Linked DNA regions of Mus musculus: regions 2, 3, 4 and 5 are each linked to region 1. Evidence: chromatin loops called from intact Hi-C (ENCODE). Cell type or tissue: heart. All regions are shown on one strand.

Region 1 (5,000 bases):
CAGATTTCTAAATGAGGGGGGATGTTGTTTTTAAACAGGTCTTCTTGCATACCTAAGGTCATATGCACATTTAGCAGGCTTGCTAATGGGGTGAATGTCTTACCAAGGTAACATCTTAGGGTACCCACGGGCCAAATCACTTAAGATAAGGCAGCTGGAGGAACAGAACAGAGCGAGCATCCAGAAATGTACTTGGTCTTACAGGACAATTAGTAGGAAATACATCAATGTCAAGCCTCAACCCTGGCTGGTTTGACTTTCCAAGTAAGATCAGGAGTTCATGTGGCTGACTCAACGGTTTAAAGTCCTGAGGGTCTGGACGTGAGATCTCACAGTTAGCTTTGCTAACACGATCGTTCAGAAAAACCTAAGTCCAAACAGTGGCTCATGCTTTTCCATCACAGTGATCCCCTTAGAAGGCCTAGGTCTTTTGGTAAATATTTTCCACCCTGGGGAATGAACCCAGGGCTATGTTCATGCTGGGTAAGCACTTTGCCCGTCAGCCTCTTTTTACTTTATTATTATTATTATTATTATTATTATTATTATTATTATTATTATTATAGCGAGAGTCTCCCTATGTTGCCTGGGCTAGCCTTGAACTCATTCTGTTGCCCAGGCTAGCCTTGAACTTGAGATCCCCCTGCTTCGGGTGTCCAAGAAGCAAGAACTACAAGACCTGCACCGCCAGCAGGTCCAGCCTATCAAGCCTGCTCTTTTGAGAAACTACCCTCAGCAAGAGAATGGGTAGTTAAAAGGCTACCTGCGGTGAAGGTGAAGACTGGAGAGGAGGGAACTCTCTGAAGTTGGTTGCTGATGTAATTAATCATCCTTCTTCAGAAAGGGAGGCAAAACCCAATTAAGAAAACCCCTAGTAACGTTACCAGTTTATTCTAGTATGTAACAGTTAATAATTTATAGCATAGTTGATCAGTATCGCTCCTGCAGGAAAGAGGTGAAATTCTTAAAAGGAAAGGAAAATGCACAATTAAGCAACGGTTTCTTTTAAAACTTGGAAGCTTCGGTGAGAAGCAAACGTCGTTTTTTAGGCATTTGAGGGGAAGGCAAACTGTGGAGAGGCCACACCTTGTGGCCTTTGGGCCTGCATGGCTGTCACAGCAGCAGCAGCAGCTGAAGTGTATTCTCTAGGGGCGAAGGCAGAAAGTCTGGCCGGGTTCCTCCAGAGCTGGAAGTCTGGCTCTTGCAAACATCTCCCAGCGCCCTCCTGGCCAAGCACAGCACCAGAGGAAACAAAAACTTAAAAAAAACAATTTGCGCAGGGAACAATGCGACGGAGTTTCGCTTTGGTTTCACACTCAAGTCTAAATGTGGTTATAATTTTCAGGCACGCACTCATAAAAGGCAAGAGTCGAGGCAGAGACTTTTAGGATGCGGAGAAGAGCCCCGCGTCTGTTCTCAAGCGTGCCGTAGGCTACACAAAAGTCGTGGGAAAGCAAAAATACAGATGTTTCCAGGCAAACGGCCCAAAGCTGTTCAGCCTCAACCATCACGGTCTCCAAACAACCAGAAACACACCCAAAGCGGTTCCCCCTGCACATGAGTGTAGGACTCTGAGTGGCGTGGGGTGTGCCTGGCCACCCTTCCAGCCCCGACCCACTCGCGCGCCCCGCCGCTGAGAGCCTTGGCGATGAGGGTTCAAATCTCACTGGCTCCTCGGTACCCTCACCCCGCCGTGGTACACGCTAAGCTTCAGTCCCTTCCTAACTCTCCCGCACCCAGTGTATAACAAAGGAGGTTCCGTAATGGATGTGCGATCGCTGCCCACAGGGACTAGGAGAGGGAGACCCGGGGGAAGAATGCACCTGGCCGTGCCACCCGCGGTACCCTCGAGGGCCAGGCGGCTTGACTGCGCCAGGCGCTGGACAAAGAGGCCTCGCGGGGCGTCAGGGGTGCAGGGAGGGAGGCTGGGGAGCGCAGCCCGCAGGGAACTCACCTTCGCAGCTGCTCGGCTGCGCTCCTCGTGGAGCAGAAGGGCGGCGAAGAGCAGCAGAAGCCAGACGCTGAGCCGGGGCCCCATGGTGGCGCGCCCGGGGCGGCAGGGGACCAGCAGAGACGGCGGGGAAATGCAGCCCAGTTCCCGTGGGCCACGGCGAGGTGCTCAGTCTCGGAGGGCCCGGGCGTGAGCCCTGCTCACCGTCCCGGGTGCGGTGACTCTGCGCAGAGACCTGAGCGCGCCGCCCGAGGAGCTCCCCAATTTGTTGGCGCTGCCCCCTCCCCTCGGCAGTGCGCGGGCGGCGTCTCCAAGGGGAGGACCCTGCGGCGCGGGTAAGAGGCGGAGGCTGCGCGCCGCTCGGGACTTGGTGTCGCAGGGAGTCCGAACGCCGGGGCTCTGCGCTCCGCACCCAGCTCCTCCCGCGCCCCGATTCCACGAGCCCCTTGGCTCGCCAATCCCGGGCAAGCACCAGCAAGGCACGCCGGGGCCGAGAGTCCGGCGCCCACGGAGCAGAGCCAGGCCGGCCTGGCCGCCGGTGTGCCACGGGCCAACGCTTCTTCAGGGGCCCATGCGCGCGGGCAGCAGCTCCTGACCCTGAGGTGAGAGCGACCCCCGGGAGGCACAGAGAGCCAGGCCCCAAGTCGCGGACCTGTAGCGCCGGAGTAGGCTGAGGCTGCGCGCTCCGTTGGATCGGAGCTGGGGGAATAGGGATCGCGCTGCATGGGCTGAGGAGCTCCAGGCAGGGCCTACGGAGAAGAATCTCCCTTTTTCTGTCTCCTGATGGGACAGAACTTTGGTCACCCCGCAAGGAAACGAGGGACATTATGCGGAGTCAGGGTGCTAAGATGACGATGCTCTCTCTGCCTGCCACCTTTGCTAACCCGCTTTGTCTCTTGCCTCCAGGTTAGGAAGGGATCGAGCCGAGTCTAGAGCTCAAAGACTGGGATCATGGACCGAGTGCGGTTCAAAGCGTCTGGCCCTCCCCTGCGAGGGTAAGTCGCCTTCTGCCTGGTCTCCTAGGTGAAGGGGACCTTGCATGCATATTTCAGGAGTTGACAAGTTGGGGCCCGCATGTTTTGGTCGCTTTCTTACCCTCCCTCCCTCTCCTGTGCAGGTGGCTGCTGCTAGCAACTGTGACAGTGGGACTCCTGGCTCAGAGCGTCTTGGGGGTAAGTACCGCTTGAACTCCACGGCGCTTGGAGTTCCGCGCCCGTGACGGGTTGGGACGCTCGCGGAGCCTCGTGGAAGACAGGCTCGTCGAGCCCACCTGAGTGTGCGTGTGCATTGTAGGTGTGTGCTACTGTGTCTGCCAGCCGCTCGTCCCGTGCAGTGCAGGAGTCGGCCCTCTCTAGGGAGCTAATAATTAAAACGTAGCCTCAGGCACCTTTTGCTGCCAAGCTTTGGCCTTAGCAGCAAGGGAAGAATGTCTATCACTAGGCCACGAGGCGCACGGACAGAGGGGGCTGGGAGCAAAGAGTTTCCAGAAACTCAGAGGTGGTGTCCAGGCACTGTGGTGGGCAGAGAGCATCTTGCTTAAATATGAGTCTCTGGGGAGGGGCGGGGCAAGGAGGAGACAGCCTCCTGCTTTAAGGTTGTTCGGGGACAAAGGGATAGAAACCGCGGTCTCTTCCAAACCTTGAGTAGGCCCTGAAGAGCCACAGACCAGAGGGAGGCCTGTGGTCCCTGGCTTCTGTGACTTGTTTACTGTACCTGTTGCTCCTTGAAAGACCAAACCAGGCCTGCCAGAACAGCCTTTGAACTGAACTGGAGAGATGCTCTGGGGCTCCCTCGCATTTTAAATGTAGCCACTCCTTATACCAGTACCAGTGTGTGTGTGTGGGGGGGGGGGTCTTCTCATAGGTAGTGCTGTTTAAAAGAAACATGAAAATTGAGAACCCTGGCCAGGTGTCCTATGTGCCCTGTTTACTTGTCTGTGGAATACCTGAGTTCCAAGTAGACACAGCTTGGGACACCAGTACACTCTGTGTCTGGAACCAACACACCTTTGGGGAAGGAGCCCTGCTTCAGCCTCCTTCCCTTCCCTCACCTAGCTGGAACCATCAGTGGTTCTCAGGCTTGCAGAAAGTGGGCACTGGTTCCACCACACAGTTGGTCTCCTGCTCTGCTGGGATGCAGAGCCCAGCATGAGGAGAAAGCGGAGCTCTGACCAGACTGGCCGCTCAGCCCTGGCCAGTCTTATAGCTTGAGTCTGTCTCCTTCCTGCCCCAGTCCTCAGTCCTGACATAAGAGCAGAACCTAAATGTTGGAACAGCCCATTACTTATGGGCCCTCATGCATGACTCCCACTTGGCCGGGATCCGTAGACCACAGCCGCACTTAAACCCACGTTCCTAGAAAGTGACACCCAGTGTGGTGACTCCCACAGTCCTGAGCCGCTGCACAGCCATCTATGTCTTTTATCCTGAGAACAAAGACCTTACCTGGCATCGTTTTGTTTTGTTTTTTCCAACTCCCAAAAGGGTTTGCTATGGAAAAGCAATTTACCCAGCTCTACCCTTGCCTCATGACACCAAGCCTCAGTTTCCACATTCCTCAGAATATTTGCAGCTTGTCCCAGAGGCCATATTCCCTTCATTTACGCTATAGCTCCCTAACCTCTCCAAATCCTTTCCCATGCCACAAACCCACCTCAGTGTCTCTGGCCCTTTACTCTTGGATGTGACGGAGAGCAGGTACTTCCCAGAAAACCACATTGCCTAGAAAGGCTTTCCAAAACTCCAGATCCCATCTCAGACAACCCAGCAGGACTTTCTGAGGCACTGCCTAGAAACCAGACACAGAAGACTTTGGGAGCCCTGATCCGCTCACAGGAGCTAAGAGACAGCGCCAGGTGTCTTCAGTGTGCTTAGTTCATTCTCTGGGCTGTAGAGTCTGAATGTTTAAATGTGTGTGAATCAGTGTGTCTGCAACCGCATGCGATTGGTGTGGTTAACAATTTGGCCCACTGGCTTTTTCACAGCTAGTGCCGGTGACGTGACTTCTTGGTGTGGGATTCTTCCTTGCGGCGAACTCTGCCCCTCCCCTC
Region 2 (5,000 bases), 59 kb before region 1:
AAATAGAGTTTCATGCTGGAGGAACTTAAAATGTTTGCTTACCGTATTATCTACAGCAAGCACATAAAGATCCCGTAAAATGTGGAAAGAAAGGGTCCCTTTGTAATACCCAATCATGTCCCAGCCTCTTCCAACACTGCAAAAAGAGCTTAAGATTCAGCTCCCTCAAGTCTCAGCAAGAAAGTCAAATAGGAAGCAACTAGAACATGCGAGGTTGAAATAGTAGGGAATTTCTAAATTCAAGGAACAATTACCAAGTACAAAAACTAAAGGGAACATAAAATGTGCCTAAAATAAGTTATCATCAAAAACTCCTATTATCAAAAGCAATCACGATGGCCAGGGGTGGTGACTCTAATCCTAGCACTTAGGAAGCTGAAGCAGGAGGATGGATGCTAGTTTTAGGGTAGCCTGGGCTATGTAGTGAGTTTATTCTGAATGATGAATTAAAATTCTGTGTCTACAGTGTTGATCTAGGGAGCTGTAGATATGGTTCAGTGGTGAAGAGCACTGGCTGCTCTTGCAGAGACACAGGTTTGGTTCATGGCAGCTCACAACCAGCTGTAACTTGGGTTTGAGGAGATTAGATGCTCTGTTCTGGCTTCTGTGGATGCTGGGCACACATTTAGTGTACATACATGCATGCAGGCAAAGCATACTTCTGTACAAAATAGAACTGAAAGTATATCTTTTTAAATTTTAGCATGTATTATATTATGCTAAAGTTTAGCAAAATATTTTAAATGGATAAGTTGTGGCTGTTTTGAGGGTCAGCATGGAACCCTTGTCTCAGTGAGGCTTTCACGGTTTTGTTTTGTTTTGTTTTGTTTACATTTTAAACAATAGGATCATGGATCTTCAAGGGAACCACAGCACATGCAAAAATGTTTGCTCACACCTGAAACAAAACCTGGGTAAGAGGATCTCCGTGTGTTTTCACAGAAAATAGAGGGAATCCGATGGCCAACACAAATTAAAGCTTGGGATGCACCCTCTACACCTTCTTTGAAGAAGTTATTCAGCTAGTGTTTGGCACACATCAACACTAGAGACAGGATTCTGAGATAAACAACAGCACAACACACCCCACCCAAGGAACGGAAAATCCCAGGCAGAATACAACCCAGGTCCCTGGCACAAGCCCTTGAGGCCCCATTAGCACCTGGCTGATGCCTCTGTCCCAAGCTAAATAGCAACAGAAAAATCTCTGTTCTGGACGTGATCCTGAGCCAGCTGTGTCCTGCTGTCATCTAGTTCCCTGAGATGTCACTTCCCAAGCAAGACTGAACATAACTGAGACATAAAAGCCATGAGATTTGGCCCATAGCAACCAGGGCATGTGCTTAGTGGGAAGCGATTTGGGATGCTGGGTCATGGTCAATTCGGGGGACCATGATCTATAGGGACCATAGTCAATGGGGGAACCATGGCACTTAGCCAAAATTCCACAAGTTCAATCCCTTGAGCCTAGCCAGAGAGGCATCCGCAGGACCATATCCGGAATGTGATAGTGCTGGGAAAGTTGTGGGCAGGCTGCAATCTGTGTCACCAGGTCACGGAAAAGCTCCTGTGTCGGGGCCCCTCTGGGAGCTCCCTGCATGCCTTCTGCTTGACACTGTACTGATGCAGGGAGAGGGGACAGGACCCACACAGTGAGACAAGGGAAGGGCCTCTTGAGTCAGGGTAGCTCTTCAGTTCTGTTTTCCACCATGAATTGAATGTAGCAGGGGAGAAGTTTCCACTGAACTGCTGTTAAGTGTCAGTCCTACCACTGCCAGCTCACACCTCACACATTGCTACAACGTTAACTCTGGGGCTCAGAGCAGCAAAAGGTAGAGAGGAGACATAGTAAATAGTCATGATGACGGAACAGCTACAAAAAAATTGCAGAAATTTTTTTAGGCTATAAAAACCCAATTTTCCTCCTCATCGTTTGAAAAAAAATGCAAAACACTTTCTGAAGAGCTAACACTCGCTCAACACAAGAATAACCAAGTGCGGTAAATAACCTCTTCTCACAGACGACTCGAGACTTTCCCATGAAGCCTATCCAACAGCAAATGTGACTTCACTGATGGAGGGGAAGCAGCAGCAGAATGGAGCGCTGGCAAGTCACTGGCAGGAAAAGAAAACGATTTCCAAGTCCTCCTCCGCGGAGGAGATGCAGACATCTCACACTAGTTGGAGGGCAGTTCTCTGTGGTATCTTTCAGAGTTTCTGTTCTAAGTCACTCTCTGGAGCATGCATGGTTTTATATTAGAAAGTAAGACCTATGCTGGCCTCCTGTCTCTAGACTCACCGGGAGTCTTGGGCACTTTCCTAACTGGCCAGGACATCTCACATCTGCGGAGTGTCTCTGCCTCAGCCTTGGCTTCTTTCTTCCCATTCCCTCTTGGCCCTCTGACCTAGGTAGCTTCAGGAAAGTGCTATCCACTCCTTGGACACACAAGAGGACCCCAGCCAGATGTCTGCTCCCTGGAGAAGAATTGTAGACCCAGGAGATTTCAGGAACCTGTGGTCTCTCATGGGCAGCTGGTCCTCTGCAGCTCTTAGTCTGGCCACCAGGGGGAGAGCTTGGTCTACATGTGCTGGGCAGATCCTCTGGGCTGTTACTGTAGCAAGAGTGTATCAAACAGGTGTGATGGCAAGCCCTGAAATCCCTGTACTCAAAAGGCAGAGGCAGGGGGATGAGGAGTCCAAGGTCAGCCTGGGCTACATGGGATCCCAGCTCACCTCTGTGTATATGCACGCTGTATGTGTGTGTGCCCATTCAAGTAGGCACAACAGAGAGAAATAAGCTTAACAGAGGTCTAAGAGATAGAATTGTCTAGAAAAAAAAGCTTTAATTGGAATGGAAAATTTATGAAATTAAGTATGAAATGGATAGCCTAAATATTGGGGCTATGAGGTGACCAAGACCTTTGACTGTAGAAACAATATGAACTGCGAATTCTTCTGGTTATATTAGTGAATATTGGTTTTGCTGAATGAAGACAGCCACTTCTCCCAGTCCCTACTCTTTCCTCCCCTTCTGCCTGCTGGTCCCTTTCACTTGCATCGTGGGCATGTTCCAGTTTGAATTGCATATGGCCCAGAAAGAAATTAAATCCTGCAAACAGGCACAAAGAGGACAAGAGTGAGCTGTTGAGTCCACTGTGGGGGCTCACCACACTGCCAGCAAATCAGACTCAAAGGTTTGCCTTTGGCTCCCTTCCCTGGGCTATAGAAAACCTATGCCTTAAGGTAATCTCATCCACTCTCCTGGCACTTGCCAACTGTAAAGTGTGTGGTGGTGGTGGTGGTGGTGGTGGTGGTGGTGGTGGTGGTGGTGGTGGTGGGGATCCAACCAATCTTCAGTAGCTTCCAGAGAGGTGGTGACATGAACCACAATGCTAACAGCTTATCAACATGAGCACTTCTGAAGCTTAGAGCTATTAGTATGACCTCTACCTGCTCCTCCCCTACAGACTTAAACATACAAGCCAGGCACAGAGGTTCACAGCCAGCACCCAAGGCAAGAGAAATGCTACAAGTACAAGGCCAGCCAGAGTTACACAATGAGCTGCGGGCCAACCTAGGATATGAAGTGTTGGCAAAAAAATGAATTAATAATTGACCAAATAAACGAATATTCTTTTAAAACAGGAAAGCAATAGACCTACAAGGTGCTCAATGACAGGTTGGGAACTTTCCTAGCTGTGGCCCTGAGGCATAACAGCAAGTCAGGGCTGAATCAGGTAACTGGGGCCAACAGAAGTTAGGGGACTTATATGCACAGAACTAAACAAGACCCAGGGTTAACAATAAACCAGGGTTAAGCACCACCAAATAAGTAGCAGTTGTATTCTACTTGCTTTGCTTGTCCTGATTTGTAGCCGCCATCCCAAGCTCTTCACCTAGCGGCACACGGCTCCCTGCTGGGCCTTCTGTGTGGGCAGGTAATAGCATCAGGTGCTACAGCAAGTTCACCCCACACAGGAAGTCACTCTGGGGACACCAAGCCACACAGCAAGGAAGCACCCACGGTGTAGACAGTGAAGTGGTGCTGCAAGGTACTGGCCTGCCACCGTTCGGACACTCAGGTTAGTGTCCCTTTAGCCCTCAGTCCAGGGGTCACTTAAGTATCCCTTCTCTGTGACTTGACCTGTTGGTGTCTTTTGTTACTAATTCCACTAGGATCCTTTTTTTTTTTTTTTAAATGAAGGCTGTCCTTGAAGGATGAGGTAGAGTTGAGAGGTATGCAGGACGTGCTCCTGACCTGGGCAACACGTGATGATGGTCTCGAGGGCTGCAAAGATCAGCCATGATGTCACACCGTGCTGGCAATGTGACTGCCCTGCCTCTTTTTCCAAGTTCCAAGAAAAGATCAAAATTCTATGCTCTGGCTTGATGGGGAGTTTGGGGAGGGGCTGAGAGTTCAGAACATAGATAATGGATAATAAGATTTCACAGGGGTTGGCTCTTTTTTGAGCTCAGAAAGAAAAAAAAATCGTTTGCCCATAAAGATAAGTTTTCTTATTGTCTTCATTATCTCTGAATCAACAGTTTAAAGACCTATTCTCTCCACTAATGGGAAGTTTGAGAAGTACCCTCTGCTCCTAAGCAGCCCTTGGAGGGTGAAGATGCTGTTAACTTGAGAGTGCACGTGGGTGTGACGGGACCTTAAACAAAACCAGGACAGATAAATGTCAGGAAATGCCACAGTCTGGCCATGGACTATTTTTTTTTTTTGTCTGTGGTAACAAAAATATGAACAATACAAATGAAGTACTCAGACAAGCTAGGCTTGGTCCACGCACCCCGTAACCCTAGCACTCAGAATCCGGGGAGGAGAATCCGGAGTTCAAGGATACAGGAAACAGACTCAAAAAGGGGGCGGGGGAGGGGCTGAGGAGGGAAGGGAAGGGAAGGGAAGAGAAGATCCTGAGTGTAAAAACTATAACTAATAATATAAGCACATAAGACAGTCTTCAAAGTTAAATATGAGGGACTTTCCAAGA
Region 3 (5,000 bases), 70 kb after region 1:
CCGACTCAAGAGCCGCGCTGTGCGGCTCCTCGGAGAGTGAGTAACATTGGCTGCCCCTCTCCAGTGGCAGTTACATGACAGTGCTGATGTCCATTTGGGACCCAACTGGCACAGAAAGTCCCAGGAAGCTGAGCATGCGGGAATATGAATGGTGGGGTGGAAACTTCCTGAAGAGAGATATGCTAAGGAGACATTGTGTCCCTCCCTATGGCTATCGGGACTATTGGGACAAAGGGCCCAAGGAACTTGAAGTTGCGGGTTTCTTCTCTGTGCTGGAGAATGAACACGGGGATTCCTGTACACTAAACATACGCTCCTGTACCTAAACACACACTCTACACTCCCAGCCACAGAGCAAGCTGAGGCAGCCCAGTCTCCCATTCAGTCTTTAGCCAACAACCAGCTTCCTGTTGCTGCTTGCTTCCCACCAAGCCTTAGCACACTCGGAGGTGACTCTTTTCCCAGTGGCTGAAGCATCACCTGCTATTGCTGGGATTGGATGAGATCCCACTAAAGCATTCAACACAGAAACCTAGGTCCATCCACGCCTCCTGGCCACGCAGGCCTCCTGGCCAACTCCCACCTCCTCTCCGGTCCTGCCACTTGCTCTCCTAGATTTGGTTGTCAGTTAAAAGCTCATTCAAACACAGGTCAAAATGAAACCATGGAGTTTAAAGGCACACAGGGAATCGCCACAGCCTGCTAGAAATGCACAGGGAAAGAGACAACCAGGGAGCAGGAGAACCCTGCAAGGTCAGTTTACAAAAAAACCAAAGCCCTTGTTTCCTCCACAGGGCCAGCACATGTCTCCTAGGAAATTAGAGCTCAAGTCACTGGCTAAGAGGATGCCAGGTTGGCCAGCATTCTCCCTACAATGGCCCAGAGAGACAGCTTCGGGGAGCCCTGCAGACCCAGGGTTTCCTCCATGTAGAAACAAGTTGCTTCTCTTTTACCTGTGATGGGAAGCTGCCATGCTAAGTAAGAGAAGGTGTCAGGGGGTTGGTTTACTGAACACTCGTGAGTTTCGAACCAGGGGTGTGCCACCATTTTGGGGCCTCGTCAGTCTGTGGGCTCTGCCCCACTCTCCTCACTCGCCCTCAGCCCATTCGTCAGTCTGCGGTCCCATGAGGGTGTGACACCATCCTTCCTTTCCTCACTCACCAGCTAGCCTAGAGGTTGGGAAGGTACACACAGAAGTTGCTCTGCTCCTGCAGTCAGAGGGTCAAGATGGTCTCAGAAGACCACAGGTTGGAGATGGGAAGCCTTCAGCTCCTGCCACACCCCGGATCTCCCAAACCACTCATCTGGGGACTTACTTGCCCTTCCTCTGAGGTAGGAACCCCAGGCATGATGAGATCTGGCCAAGCAGAAGGTCTGTGGGCAGAGAGCATGCCCTTTGCCTTAGGGGAATACCACAGTGCTCCATCCCCTTTTCATGTTTAATTTATACATTTTAACATCTTACATACATATGCAAGGACGGCTCTTCACAGGAACTTCGTGCACTACACGCTAGGCACTCGCTGTACCAGCTGAGTTCAGCCCTTCCCATCCCTTTCCTAAACTCTGCCAGTAATCCCAGACGATAAGTCCTGAACATCTTGTAATTGAATTCCATCAGAAATCCATTCAAAGTCACGATAGGAATTTCCCTTCCACCCCACTTCTCTTGAGAGAGAGCACAGCAGGCAGTCGCTGCCGGCAGGTGAGAACGCAATGACATCAGCCTTAGATCTGCTGTTCCTTAAGAACAGGTCTGTAAACTGCACAAGCAGATCTCAGAGAAGCGACCTTGTAAATGCGAGAATGTTCTGTGGTTTTATTTTTTGGTTCAAGCCAAGCCCCTGAATTCTCCAAGTCCTGAGCCTTGCCAGCCACAGGCTGACCAACATGACTAATGCAAGTTACCCACGGTCTTACCATCCTTGGGCATAAAGCCGCTCCAGCTGGAGCAAGCCTGCCAAGCGTGCAGGGAGCCCTGCTAACGGTACATGACAGTCGGAGGGCTTTGGAAACATTCCCCGAGCCAGCTGTCTATCCACCCCCACAGTTGTCTGTCTGGAGATAAGGCTCCCATGCTGGTCACTCAGAGATGCGTCACAGGAGTCTTGGATGCTGCTCCCAGCAGAGCTCTGCCAGGCAGGTCCACAGAGAGGTGGCCTGTGCTGACCCGGAACCAAAAAGCCACCCCCACAGTGTCCTGAGCTATCCTTTGCCTCTGTGTTCCAGATCTGTCATTCATTCAAATGGGTCATTAGGGATGGGCTCTTTGTTTGTGGGAGCTTGCTTAGTGTGGGGGGGGGGGGGGAGCAGAGAGAGAGAGAGCTGAGAGAGGAGAGAGAGAGAGCAGAGAGAGAGAGAAAGCAGAGAGAGAGATTACAAATGAGTTTCTATTTCTCCTTCCCACTTAGTGACGGATACATATTTTCCATTAGTAAAGCATTGAGCTCTTTTTACTTTTTAAGAACAGTGTAGGTGGCATATTTCACAATCTTGGCAAGGCAGACAAGACATTTGGGGAGTAAATCAAAGCTGGAAGCCAGAAGTCTTGGCCTAGACTTGGACTGCCACTTAGGGAAGTGTAGCAGAGGGAATCAGGTGAGAGGACAGAGGGAGACTGCAATGAGCCTCCTGGCTTCCCGGTGTATAAATGGTCCTTGGTGGAGATGGGAGGGAGTGGGCTGGGGTGAGATCCGTGCTGGATTTAGAAGTTGAGGGAGAATGGAGGGCATGAGACTCACTCCTCAAGCTTATTTTTTTTTCACAGTCACTAATTTCTTTTTTTTTTTATTTGACTTTTGAGTTCAGTAGGAGATCTCTAAAGCGAGACTTCAGCAACTCTCTGATGAGTTGAGAAGAGAGGCCGCTACCAGCTTAAGAGCAGCCTTAGCCTAAGAAAAGAGCTGTCCACACTGGCAAGCCTGACAACCATCAGGCCTCTAGGATGATCAGCTGCTGGCCAGAGGCTTTGATGCTATTCTTAGAACACAAAAGACTGAATCTACGCAGGTTTTACTCCTTTTCCCTCTGTGTCCTCTTCCTGGCCCCTCCTTGGAAATTCATTTCCCTGGCCATTTTACATGATAAGGAAGAGACTGGGTTTGCCATGGGGAAACACATTGCCAATTTAAATAGCATCAGTGAAGAAGTGGGGATTTCAGAGAGTCTGGAGTCACCATTGCTTAGAAATGGAATGGAGGAATTCACCATCACTGGTGCGTGGAAGCAGACATATCTGGCCCAGAGAGGGTGGCAGTTGGAAGCCATCAACCAAGTTAGCATGGCATGGCTTCATTACAGCATCCTTTGGATCACGTTCCTAGAAAACTATTTTCTTCCTTAGGTATGTGAAATAACTCCCCCCGCCCCCCACCGCCCAACTTAGAGAATTTTATTAAAAAAAAAAAAGTCAATTGCTAATTCCTGCCAAATTTTGGTTGTGAGTTTTTTGGTTTTGTTTTGTTTTGTTTAATTGGCAGGGAGAGTAAAAGAACACATACACTGTGTGCAGCAGCTCAGCGCTTGGCATTCTGGGAACAGTTGGAAAAGGAGGCTAAGAAAGGGAAAGAGTGAGGGGCACTAGGGAGAAGCCAAAAGAAAGCGGCTACCCACCTACTCCAGGTCCCTGGGTGGACAACTCCTGTGTCCCAGCTGCAAAATTAGATTAAGTCATGTGTTTAAAGCACTCCTAGCTCTCAAGAGTTGGGTCGTCCTTGGAAACATAGCAGTTCTAGGCCATCATGGGCTGCACTGGTTTTTGTTTTGTTTTGTTTTGTTTTTTAAGAAAAACCTCCTTGGGTTACTCATCATAGGTCACCCTAAGACCTTGCCAGAGACACTGACCCCATCTGACTTGGGGACATGAGGACCAGGCAGTGCGGGTCAACCTGGTGGGTGTTTAATTAGCCCCCAAGCTTGGCTGGCCCCGAACTATAGTTCTGTAAATCAGAACTCCCTCGCTGGTTGTTTTCCCACAAATGACCAAAAACGACTGGGCTGAGCCTAGTCTTGTGAAATCCTTCCTCCTCCGAGGTGTGTAATATTCCCTGGGTGACACAGTCCAGTTTTAAGAAAGACATGGGAAAAAAAATGGGACTTTTCAAAAATCGGGTACGTTTTTGGGAGATTTGCCATGAAACTGTTTAACGTGTAAATTCCCACACAACTGACCTAATGCAGTTTAATCTGGTCATGTGTGCACCCCATCATCTTCCTGGCAGGAAAGCTGTAAGCCACCTGCTCCTCTAGGAGGGAAACTGCCTAGGTGCTGGCAGGGTCTGTGTGGGGCTCACTCTGGTTGTCTGAAACCTGGTCATTTCAGAAGTTCCCTCTGTGGCTCAGACCATTAAAATTCTCAGTGGCTTGAGTAATGTTCCCAGGGCTAAAAGCATCTTATGTCCTTGAATATGGTCCACGTTAGCAACATATCCAGTAAGCTGGTGGAGCAATCTGATTAGATTGCCAGAGCCCCAGCCAGCTGGAGTTCTAGACTTTAACAAGGTTTTGAGTGGGATGTTTGTGCAAGCTCATCCGTCACTGACCAGAGAGTAGCTTCCATCTCCAGCTCCTCCTAAAGGACATTTTGTTAATACAGTCTGAATCTTCCATGCACCAATCTTTATGCGGAAGAACGTTCTCCAGCAGATGCAATATTTAAATGAAATCCTACATGTTTCCTAAACATTAATTCACTCATCTTCTGTCCAGTAGAGGCCTCTGACTTCTTGTGTCTGAGTCCCCATTTTTCAATGTTTATGTAGAAACACCCTAACCCAAGAAAAGCCATTGTGACTCCAACATTGTCTTCCAAAGGGAGGGAAGGCTTCACCTCTTCCGGTCCTGGAGAAACTGTTAGCAGCTGAGAGAGATAGGGAAATAAGAGGGCAGAATGCACAGCAGGTGGGATGTCTGTCACAGATTTTCCAAGGCAGTGCTCTGAGCTCCCTGGGAAGGGTCTGAAGGTCGCCATGCCAATAAGCTTTGCATTTTGTGAGTTTAGC
Region 4 (5,000 bases), 80 kb after region 1:
TGGTGCACAGACAGACATACATATAGGCAAAACACCCGTGCACATAAAAGATAAAATAATGAAGAATTTAAGTGTCATTAGAGGAAAGGATTGGTGGAGAGCCCGAGATGGCTCAGCAGTTAGCACCAGCTGTTCTTGCATGGGAATCTGGATTCTTCCCTTCCCAGAATCCTCGTGGCTGCTCACAACAGTCTGTAACTCCAGTTCTGAGGGGTTCACCAGTCTTGGGGGGCAGGGGGTCTCCTCGGGCACTGCATGTGAATACATTCATATATGGAGGCAGATAAAACACTCATACATATAAAAGTAGATAAAGTCTTTAGAAAGTAAAAGGGTGTCGATGGGGCTCAGTCAATAAAGTGCTTGCCCTGAATTCAGAACCACATCCAACCCCCAGTTCCTACTGTGGTGTCAGGAAGATCAGAAGTTCAGTCATCCATTGCTACAGGGTGAGTTTGAGGCCACCCTGAGCTACACAAAACACTGTCTCCAAGGAAGAAGGAAGGGGGGGGTTGTCATGCCTCCTGAGTCATTCTCTGGATTGCAGAAGGATGTCACTGGGTCTCCTGTCTGCATAACTGATCCATGCATTAGCTTCCCACAGACTGAGATGGGAGGTAGAGCTCCTATGGTCTGTGTTTATTCAGGATACGTGTTCAGTGACATCAGAAGGGTCATCCTAGATGAGAATCCGAGGGAGGAAGTGCAGAGACACCAGACTCACTTACAGAACCGTAGTCCTGTAAGCTTAGCCTCTTAATCACTGTCCAGAAGACACGCTTAACCTGAAGGCTGCGACAGTGTCATAGGAGAGGGGGGTACCCCAAGGACCACCTCAAGGACTGGCAGGTCTTATCTTAGGACTCCTCCCAAAGAGTAGATCCTTCTAAAGGTGCAAGGAAGAAAGGCTGTGTGTGATGTTGTGTGATCTGATGTGGACTGTCTGCCTTTGACCTTCCCAGAATTGAACGTCAACGGTTAGGGCTGGAGTGTAGCCCAGTGGCAAAATACTTGCTTAACATATACAAGGATGTGGGTTCTGACTCCAGCAAGGGGTGGGACTGGGACTGGGAATGTGGCTCCATTGGTAGCTTGTTTCCCTAGCATGCACAAGGCCCTGTGTTGGGTTCCCAGCACTGCAGAAACTGGGCATGGGGCTCATACTTGTAATCCCAGGGCGGGTAGATGCTGGAGGATTAGAAGCCCAAGATCATTCTTGGCTAGGTAACAATTTGAGACTAGTCTGAGCTAGAAACCCTGTCTAAAAAAATAAGAGCAAACCAAATATACTAACAAAGCCCTTCAGAGGCCACATGGGTATGAGATAAAAGAGACAGAGAACTCCAGAGCTGTTCCAGAAGCGTCCTTAGGCCCTTTAGGGCTGCAGTCAGCACCTCCCTGGTGAGGTGAGGTCTCTTGGTAGGAGGTATTCTCAAGCTTTTCTTTCCAAGTGCCATTCATGTGCCTTATGGTGGCTCCTCCACCTCCCAGCACGGAGTTCTGGCCATTCAAAGACCACAACATCCTGCCTTCTCAGATAGGGTGTGGTGGTCAAGTGACATGAACAGTCATCACCGATGCCTCGGCCACCCACAGACTTTCCTCCCAGTCCATCGTCTGTGGTCCATCTCCTAGCCTCTCCACCTCAGAAGTCACTTTTATACCCTTTTATCTTGTCCCTAATCCATATCGCCACCAGCTCTGTTCTGTTCTGCTCTTCTTCCCCCATACCTGTCCTGCCTTGCCTGGCTTCACACCTGAGTCCCTTTCTACAGGAGCATGCCCCAGGCTGCCAGTGGGTTTCCAGAACCACATGGCCATCTCCGGTGAGAGCTCACTCTCTCGGAATGTACAAGGCTGGTTGGCCACACCCCCCACCTCAGTTTCCCTCAGAGAATGAGCATAGTGACAATATGTGTCCTGAGTTTTACAGGAATTAAAATCTAATGTGTTAACAAAGGTGGAAATGGCTCTTAGCAAAGATCCAAGGCTGTTAGGTATGTGCTGACTCAGTCCTGGGGAGGAATTCATTCTAATGTCACTTGAAGTCATTGTTGCAAGTGCTGTCAGGGTAAGCATGGGAGCAGGCTCCCAGTGTCAGTAGTTGGCATACTTTACTTTAACAAGATTAAAAGACAGATTATGAGTTATTGACTTAATTACTCTAAGAGAAGTGGGGTATGATAGCCCCTTGGACTAACTGGAATTAGGCAATCACAGTTTTCCTTGGGATTATCCCCAAGGGAGGTTAACAAATAAGGGACTTGCCCTCTGTTCCCTAGAGCTGAGTCATGTGACCCTGGAAAGACTCAAAACTTTCAAGCCAGAGGACAGGTTTCCTAACTTCGCCTGCAGGCTGAGAATGACTGCCACCTGGTGTTGGCTACTGGAACTGCACTATTATCCCCCTTGGCCCTGTTCCTTCCACCAGGAATGTTGATTTCATTTCAAATTTTCAAAACTGAGATATCCAGTAAACATTAAAATTATTTCCTTTTTAGGCTTTTACAGACTTCTGTCAATACACACCCCTTTTCCTCTACAACTTTTGACCCCCTGTGAACCACAGCGGTCCCACTAAGGTCCTACCCATTGCTAAGCATGTTCAAGTTCAGCTCAGTCATGCTTAAAGCAGCCAGGTTCAGACATTACCGGCCTGAGCTTTCTGGAGGAGGAACACCCAGCATTCCAGAGCCTGCCTCACCCGCGCCTTGGCTGCCCACGATATTTCATTATCTAATCAGATGCTGAGCAGGGTCTGATACTCAGGCCTCCTTCCATGAGCCTGGGTGGTCTCCTTGATGACTTCATCATGAGGGCCCGGGGAGCATTCTGTCTGCTGTGTAGACAGAGAAGCCAAACCCTCTAAGGAGCCAACAATCAGCAGTTCCCCGGGGCAGTGCAGGGCTAAGACAAGACTTTCCTGAATGGCTCCAGGGGACTACAGAACTGAATGGGGCTGGGACAGTAAGGGTGGCAGCCTTCTCTGAAGGGCAGCGCCCCCTCGGTTGAACCTCAGAAACTGTGATGTTACTATAGTGGTCTTCAAAGGGGTTCAGGCTAAGGATGTAGCTCAGTGGCGAAGCTCTTACCTCGCACACGCCAGACTCTGGGCTCAAGCCTCAAAAACCACAAAAAAAAAAAAAAAAAAAAAAAAAAAAAACAGAAGGAAAGTGTTCTAAAAATAGAACTAGGGGTGAATTGGGAGGACTGTGAGTGAGGCAGAGCCAGATATGTGAGCAGCCAGCCATTCGGCAGACGGTTTGTGGAGCAAGAGGTGAGAGCCAGATGCTGGGAACTGCTTAGGAGAGACGATTAAGGGAGCCGGGCCACCAGGCCACCACTGTAGGCTCACAAGTGTCAGGCATCAGCAGGAGGTTTAATAGGAGCCTGACAGGGAGTCCCTCCTCTAGTTCAGGACAGACTTGGCTAGTTTAGAGCCTTTTTATTTTCAGCAGAATTTGGAGGATCAAACTTTTTAATCTTCTCCACTATTTTGTTTGGTGGTGTGTGTGTGTGTGTATGTGTGTGTGTGTGTGTCTAAGAAATTTTTTACAAGCCCAAAGTCTCAGTGTTTTCTTCTACCCGTTTTGCAGGTGGGAGCTGCGGATTGGTTTAGCTTTATTATTTCTCTCTCTCTCATTTGAGTCTGAGCCACTACAAGTGGATGTCCCTGAGTTGGGTCCTGGGAGTAAAAGCTGAATGTCTGCTTCAACGTGTGTGGATTTAATTAATTAACTAATCAATTGTGGGGGAGGGGCTCACGTGTGCCTTTGTGTGTGTATGGAGGTCAGAGGACAACTTTTGGGCATCAGTTCTCTCCCTCCCCCATGTGCGTCCCGGGTCCGGAACTCAGACCATCCATCTTCAGAGCAATCTCCTCTACCAGCTGAGCCATCTCACCAAGCCAGACGCCATTTGCTTTTTAACCACAATCTGTTAAATAGCTTTGGAAAGTAGCTCTCAGTCTCTTGTGTCACGTACTGTTAGGTGGGTACTCTCTCGTTTCCCTTGCAGGTGACATAACACGTCCACACACGTGAACCGTCACCCTCATGAACAGTAGACAGTTCCAAATCCTAGGGCACAGAACACGTGTCCTGGATCCTGAAGGAGCCCTTTCTGCCATCATGGACATCTTGTGAATTCGCCAGTGTATGCCATCAGCTTGCAGAAATTCATTAGGACTTAGGAATTCCCCAGGATCGTCAAGAGTCGTGGTCTACTGCCCTCAGAGGAAGGGAGAGTCTGCAAGGGGCTGGGGAGGGTAGGAGGGTCTGGGGCTGGTGCCCATGAAAGGTGAGGCAGGAAGAGTCGGTTTAGGAAGGAGAGGGGATTTCCTACCATTCATCCTTTGCGTCACTGGGAGTCTATTCTGCTCTACCCGGAAAGGCTGCAGCCAGATTGAACATCCTGGTGTGCAGGGGCCGGTTCTGTCCTTGGGGGTGGGTGTTTGGGCTTATCTGGCCTTTGTCCAAAATGTCCTGTCGCCTCTGCCTGCACACGTTCTGATGACACTTGGCCCCTTTTCCAGATGTAAACTTTTCCAAATTCGGGAGCATTCTCAGGAGCCTGGAATTCTAAGCACACCTCTTACTTAGCCATATAACTTAATAACATTGGCTTTGATTGGCCTTGCCGTCCACCAAAAATGACTTGTGACCAGGTACACACCAGGTGTGACTCCAGAAAGGGAATGATGGGGGGTCAAGCGGACAAATCCCTTATCCCATTTATTCTGTCTTCTAGGGATGTTTAATTAAAGTTAATGTTTAGCTGACATAATGGGGGTGTTTGTTTGTTTGTTTTTGGCTCTGCTTGACTCAATGAGCCAGACCTGTCTCTGAGCTAGAACTTAGTCCTAAGTTTCTTATTTTAAAGATAACTGTCTTCTCCCTTAAGGGCCATGTGGAGGGAAGTGTGGGACATGCTGTTATTCCGACAGCAATGCACACAAGAACCTAGGAATTGTGTGAGACAGAGATTCAGGGTTCCGGAGC
Region 5 (5,000 bases), 54 kb after region 1:
CAAGGCTACATAAGATACCCTGTCACATCACCACAAAACATGACAGCTCGTAAATGCTGGGCTCAAAAGCCTCTTGGCTGCAGGATTGAGCTCTTCTGTGGGACTGTCACTCAACATGGAGTCCCCACATGAAAGCTCACAGCTTCACTCAAAAAAATAAACCTTCCAAGGATGAGGTGGGCACGGCTCAGTGCAACAAGGGCTGCTGGCTGTGCATGAAGGCTTAGGTAGGGCTCATTCCCAACACCACCGGCTAGAGGGAGAAACCCAAGGGCAGCCATGCATTAGCAGGAGAAGCAGGCTCTTTGATTCTCTTGTCAGTTTCTATTTCTCTCTAGATACTCTCTCCTCTAGCCATGGCTCTCGAGCTTGTCTGCCCTCCATTCTGAGACCCTGATCATCAGATTCAGTTCTCTTCAGCATCTGCTGCCTCAGCAGTAGGGAGACGGACAGACAAACAGACAGAGTAGAGTAGGGCAAACCTCTCCCTGAAGACCAGAACCATGCTTCAGAAACTCTGCTTTAATTTCTCACCACCCTGACCAAATATGCTCATATATTTCTACCAAGATAGCCAGATGTGAGGGTGCACGCCTTTAATCTCAGCCTTCAGGAAACAGAGGCAGATGAATTCCAGGCCAGCTGAGGCTACAGAGTAAGACCCAGTCTCGTAAATGGGTAGATAGATAGATAGATAGATAGATAGATAGATAGATAGATAGATAGATAGATGGATGGATGGATGGATGGATGGATAGATAGATAGATAGATAGATAGATAGATAGATAGATAGATCAATCTGCCAAAACAGACTTTCTCTATAAGATTTTTCTCCTTTTGGTCTTCTACTGTGGCAGTTGCCTTTGAACCTCAGTCTAGGATGATCCTAAGCCCTGTTGAATTATTAAAAAGTGTAACTGCAGTGGCTGGTAAGGAAACGAGTTGGGGAGGTGTTCTTCTCCCCTTAGTGCTCTCTCTCTCTCTCTCTCTCTCTCTCTCTCTCTCTCTCTCTCTCTCTCTGTGTGTGTGTGTGTGTGTTTGTGTGTGTGTGTGTGTGCGTGCATGCATGCCTGCCTACCCATCTCTTTCTGTAATTCTGTCTATCTCTCTCATCTCAATCTGACCCAATTCAAACACAGACATCCCATGAACATGGCCATGGACAAAGAAGGATGTTTCTAAATGTGAATTGCCACTGGTATTTTGGGGGCTTTATTTTGAGGCTAGCATTGGTAGACAGGGTATGTGGCTGTCTGCATACCCTCAAGGAGAACCAGGAAACAAAGAAATAAACAGAAAGGACTTTGTGGGTGAAAATGGCCTCCCCAGTGCAGAAAATGAAAACGACTTCTTTGGTAGAGAGAAATATGACTTAATAAAAAGGGTTCCCTTCAGAAATGTCAGTTATCTTGGAAGGAGAGATGAGTCATGGGAAAAGCCAAAGCCAATGGCAGAGCTGAATAAGTTGTCTTTTGACATTGACATTTACGGGGGACAAGACCTATCCTCATGACCAAGAGTCCCTCCCAGCAGCTGCGAGATAGGAAGGGACTCTCTGGCTGCCACCATGCTTCCTATAACTAAGACATGTGCTGCAGCCAGCATGCCCAGTACTGTAGCTAGCGTCTGCATGCTGTGCATGTGTGCATGCAGGCATTTACATACATCGTGCATTAAAGCATATACTCTGTCTTTCCTGATCAACAGCTTACCATCATAGAAAATCCTTTTATTGGCTAGTGTTGCACACTATGGGAGTTGTATTATTTTTAGCACTTGTCTGAAACTTTAAAAAGAGGCACAGTGTGTACTTATTTAATGTCCTGAGAGGCTCTTTGAATACACTGTTGCCTTTTAAAGTTCATCCCATGTCTGTGTCAGACCCGGAGTAGCTTACTGACTGCTGTTTCCCAGCTCGTCCTGCCTCTGCCTGAGCTTCTCCTGCCACAGCCACAGGCACTGAGATGGGACCTCCAGACGCACTGAGACTTTGCTGCCTGTGGTCTGAGATTGGCTGTACCCTGAGATGACTCTTCAGTTGTCACCATGTCCCTTCCTGATCCCTGTTTGCTCTTGGCATTGAACCACATGAACTCCAGACTTATTTGGGGAGTCTGCTCACAGATGGGAAAGTGGGCCAGCAAAGCCAAAATTAAATTCTACCCTAGGGGAGCCGCACATACAGTCCTCCTCTGTTTGGCTCTCTACTGCCCTCCAATCCCACTCCAGGGGTTCCAACTATTTTCACCTCAGTTCGCAGATGCTGATACTGTAAATGAATCATGGACTCCTTTATTTAATACTCTTATTAAATCAACAGTGACCATTGACCTCACTGTACCCAACACACCCTCAGGCTCAGGGTCCCCTCTCAGAGGTGGGTCCTTTGAACAAGGGGCCTTATGACCTCGAATGGGAGTGGAATAGGCACAAAGGCTTGCCCAGAGTCCTTCAGCATAATTTTTTTAATGGTAAATTTTGTCTGTGAAGACCTAGGCAGACTCCCTGTCCTTCCTTCAAGTGACTTCTGAGCAGGGCACAGTGGAATGTGGAAATGAAAAGGCCAGTCCTGCATAGCTGGGTTCACTGACATCCTATTCTTTCAACCAAAGCTAGCAGTATTGTCCTGTTGTCTGAAATTTAAACCTTTTATTGTTTGTTTATCTCTGTGATTATTTTTAACACATGTTGTTTGCAGAAGATGGCTTTTTCTTGTCTATAAAAATCTTATCTCATTTTGCCAAAGAAAGATAACCTATAAAGATAAATCTTCCAATTTAAACAGTGGCTATAATGAGAGGTTTTGTTTTCTTTTAAACAATGCTGTATTCAAATCCCATCTTGTGGCCACTACAGTAAAGAGTGCATTATTTTTAACAGTCATCTGAAAAAACAATTAGTGTCTTGTTCCACTTTTGAGGTGAACATGAGCAAGTGTTTCCTGTACCTTCTTGGCAGGTTTGGCTATTTGTCTCTTGTTTGTGTCTGGGTTTCCCGTCTTCGTGTTCACAATAGTGTTGTGGGAAGCCATTGTTCTGACTCACAGCATCTCATTTCCAAAATTCAGATGGGTCCTGACGTACGTGAGCTACAGTGGAATATTTATTCCATTTCTTACTATCCATACGGTTTAGCAACTAAAAGTTTATTTTTTACCACATCACCTTTCTCCGGGGTAGGGTGTCCCTTACCTGTGTGTTTGTTTGGTTGGTTGGTTGGTTGGTTGGTTGGTTGGTTTTTCAATTAAAAAAGAAGTATAATGACTTGGTCATGAGTTTTCCAAGCCTAGGATATTACTCATTTGGGGTACCCATTTCACATTAATAACACATTCGGGCTTCAGAATCCTCAGAGTGACTTGGATCCTCAAAGTCGGGGTCCCCCTTCTTCCGGTCTCCTGAAAGATACCCAGTACGAGGCAGCACATCTGCGAGGTGGGACGGTGTCAGTATCCACTTTCTTTCCCTCCGAGAACCTCAGTGCTCATCAGACACGGTGTACATCTTCAAGAGTGAACTTCCCCGTGCCTGGCTAGAGTATCTCCTCTCAAGCTCTTTGGGGAGTGGAATATTGGACTACAATTCTTCGAAAAGGAAAATCAAAATACCTCAGAGAGCATTGCTCACAGAACAGTCAACTGTTCCTCGGCCTGTACTCAGTAGGAAACCCAGGGACATAGAGTTTGAGCTGAGCGCTGTGCTTTCTCCTCTGCATTGGGCTCAGCCACATGCACAGGGTCTCCCTGGGCTAAGCAGCCCGGCCTGCCGAGACTCAGCTCTCAAGTGTTATGACACACATGTGCTGTAAACGCCTGTGTCTTCATGCTTAAGAACTCTACGAGTCTTACCTCTGTGAGAGAGAGCTCATCCTGTCTTCACGCCTGTCTGTGCATGTGCCAGTCGGTGCCCTCCTGCCTCTGCACTTTCCTCACCCTCTTACTTGGTGGCACATGTGCCAGAGTGGAACACCACTTGACTTTACCCTTGCATGAATCCCTGCTTGCCCAGGCCCTAAGAATCCCAGAGAACCCAGGAAGTCTGCAACTTGCCGTATCCGACCAAGCTGAAACCGTACCACACCAATCACCAGCGCACCGTGTTTGCTTTGAGTGCTTGGTGTGAATTACGGGGAGGAGAAGGCGGCATGCCCCTCGTTACTATGGCGATGCCAGGGCTTATTGGGGGTGCTTTGTGTCTGAGAAACTCCGATGGATCTTGTGAAGTAGTCCCCGTTTCAGTTTTGAGGAAATTAAATGAAGTAAGTTGCCCAGAATCACATAATTGGAGAATCCAGGACCAAAACTTGAACTGAGATCCAGTGCTGGCCCCAATGAGCATCCTTGGATATCTGAGCCGATCTTACATACTTGAAACTTAGTGGTCCAAAGTTGTTCCTGCAGCCTTAACCTCATTTCTCCATGGGTGGTTTCTTTTCCTAAACAAAGTGTCTGAGCCAGGGAGGAGAAGGTTCTGTAGATTGGTTCTCCAGTCTCCCCACCCCCAGTGTGCACTTCTCTTGCCTCTTGGAGACAGCGCTATGGTAGAAATTACAGTCATCCGGCTCCTGGCTTGCTCAGAGCGTCACCTGAGTGTGCACCAGGAGGCTTCTGCAAATATGGCCAGCGCTCCCTCCGAGTCCCTTGACACCATGATTTCCCTAACTCCTTCTTTCCTGCAGTCCAGCCCTGCACACTGCACCCCACCCCCGCTCCTAACCTTAGCCCCATTACGCCACCACCGTCTCATGAAACCTTCCCTCTGAGAGCATTCCTGAGCTCAAGAACACCCTGACCGCCCTGGAAGGCTCTCAAGCCTCCTCCTCTAAGCCAAGGGTGGTACCCGCAGCTCTGCCAGGAGCTCTTCTGTGGGGGCTGTGGGTCCAGGAAGTCATTCTTGCAGCCCCTGGTTCTCTCAGGCCTCCCCGTACCCAAGGGGGGGTGGGGGGAGACGTCCCACAGCAGGCCAATGTGCATGTGTGCTGCAGAGTTTGCCCTACAGTT

Evidence for each region. Peaks named below come from ENCODE experiments on the same cell type or tissue, not always from the same donor. Only the 100,000 strongest peaks of a DNase experiment are listed, where the experiment ranks them.
Region 2: a loop joins it to region 1, with 2.8 times the contacts of the local background. A loop is called at or near these places in 14 of 42 quality-filtered maps.
Region 3: a loop joins it to region 1, with 6 times the contacts of the local background. A loop is called at or near these places in 13 of 42 quality-filtered maps.
Region 4: a loop joins it to region 1, with 5 times the contacts of the local background. A loop is called at or near these places in 13 of 42 quality-filtered maps.
Region 5: it touches region 1 in a loop (2.4-fold over the local background); 3 of 42 quality-filtered maps call a loop at or near these places.

Annotation. Positions count from the first base shown.
Region 1 is chr8:11,310,562-11,315,561 of GRCm38, forward strand. It overlaps Col4a1 (collagen, type IV, alpha 1), which reads right to left and starts at 2,265. Exons shown (of 52, transcript NM_009931.2): 1 at 1,955-2,265. The coding sequence starts at 2,038. It overlaps Col4a2 (collagen, type IV, alpha 2), which reads left to right and starts at 2,244. Exons shown (of 48, transcript NM_009932.4): 1 at 2,244-2,553; 2 at 2,858-2,946; 3 at 3,069-3,123. The coding sequence starts at 2,903. In heart, CTCF peaks have their summits at 1,241 and 1,993; DNase peaks (open chromatin) are centred at 1,190, 1,680, 2,250, 3,430 and 1 weaker place; H3K4me3 peaks cover 4,544 bases; H3K27ac peaks cover 4,271 bases.
Region 2 is chr8:11,251,123-11,256,122 of GRCm38, forward strand. The region is part of intron 2 of Col4a1 (collagen, type IV, alpha 1); the gene reads right to left. Among named protein-coding and RNA genes, the nearest start is that of Gm32709, 7.6 kb to the right of the region's middle. In heart, no CTCF peak of the experiment used is centred here; DNase peaks (open chromatin) are centred at 1,229, 1,379 and 2,569; H3K4me3 peaks cover 709 bases; H3K27ac peaks cover 2,276 bases.
Region 3 is chr8:11,380,596-11,385,595 of GRCm38, forward strand. All of the region lies in intron 4 of Col4a2 (collagen, type IV, alpha 2), which reads left to right. Among named protein-coding and RNA genes, the nearest start is that of Gm46030, 43 kb to the left of the region's middle. In heart, a CTCF peak has its summit at 4,575; DNase peaks (open chromatin) are centred at 1,236, 2,086, 2,556 and 3,006; H3K4me3 peaks cover 321 bases; H3K27ac peaks cover 4,263 bases.
Region 4 is chr8:11,390,609-11,395,608 of GRCm38, forward strand. All of the region lies in intron 4 of Col4a2 (collagen, type IV, alpha 2), which reads left to right. Among named protein-coding and RNA genes, the nearest start is that of Gm46030, 53 kb to the left of the region's middle. In heart, a CTCF peak has its summit at 2,387 (motif pointing left); DNase peaks (open chromatin) are centred at 2,393, 2,693, 3,263 and 4,363; H3K27ac peaks cover 2,779 bases.
Region 5 is chr8:11,364,930-11,369,929 of GRCm38, forward strand. The region is part of intron 4 of Col4a2 (collagen, type IV, alpha 2); the gene reads left to right. Among named protein-coding and RNA genes, the nearest start is that of Gm46030, 27 kb to the left of the region's middle. In heart, a CTCF peak has its summit at 2,841; DNase peaks (open chromatin) are centred at 2,032, 2,982 and 4,762; H3K27ac peaks cover 2,045 bases.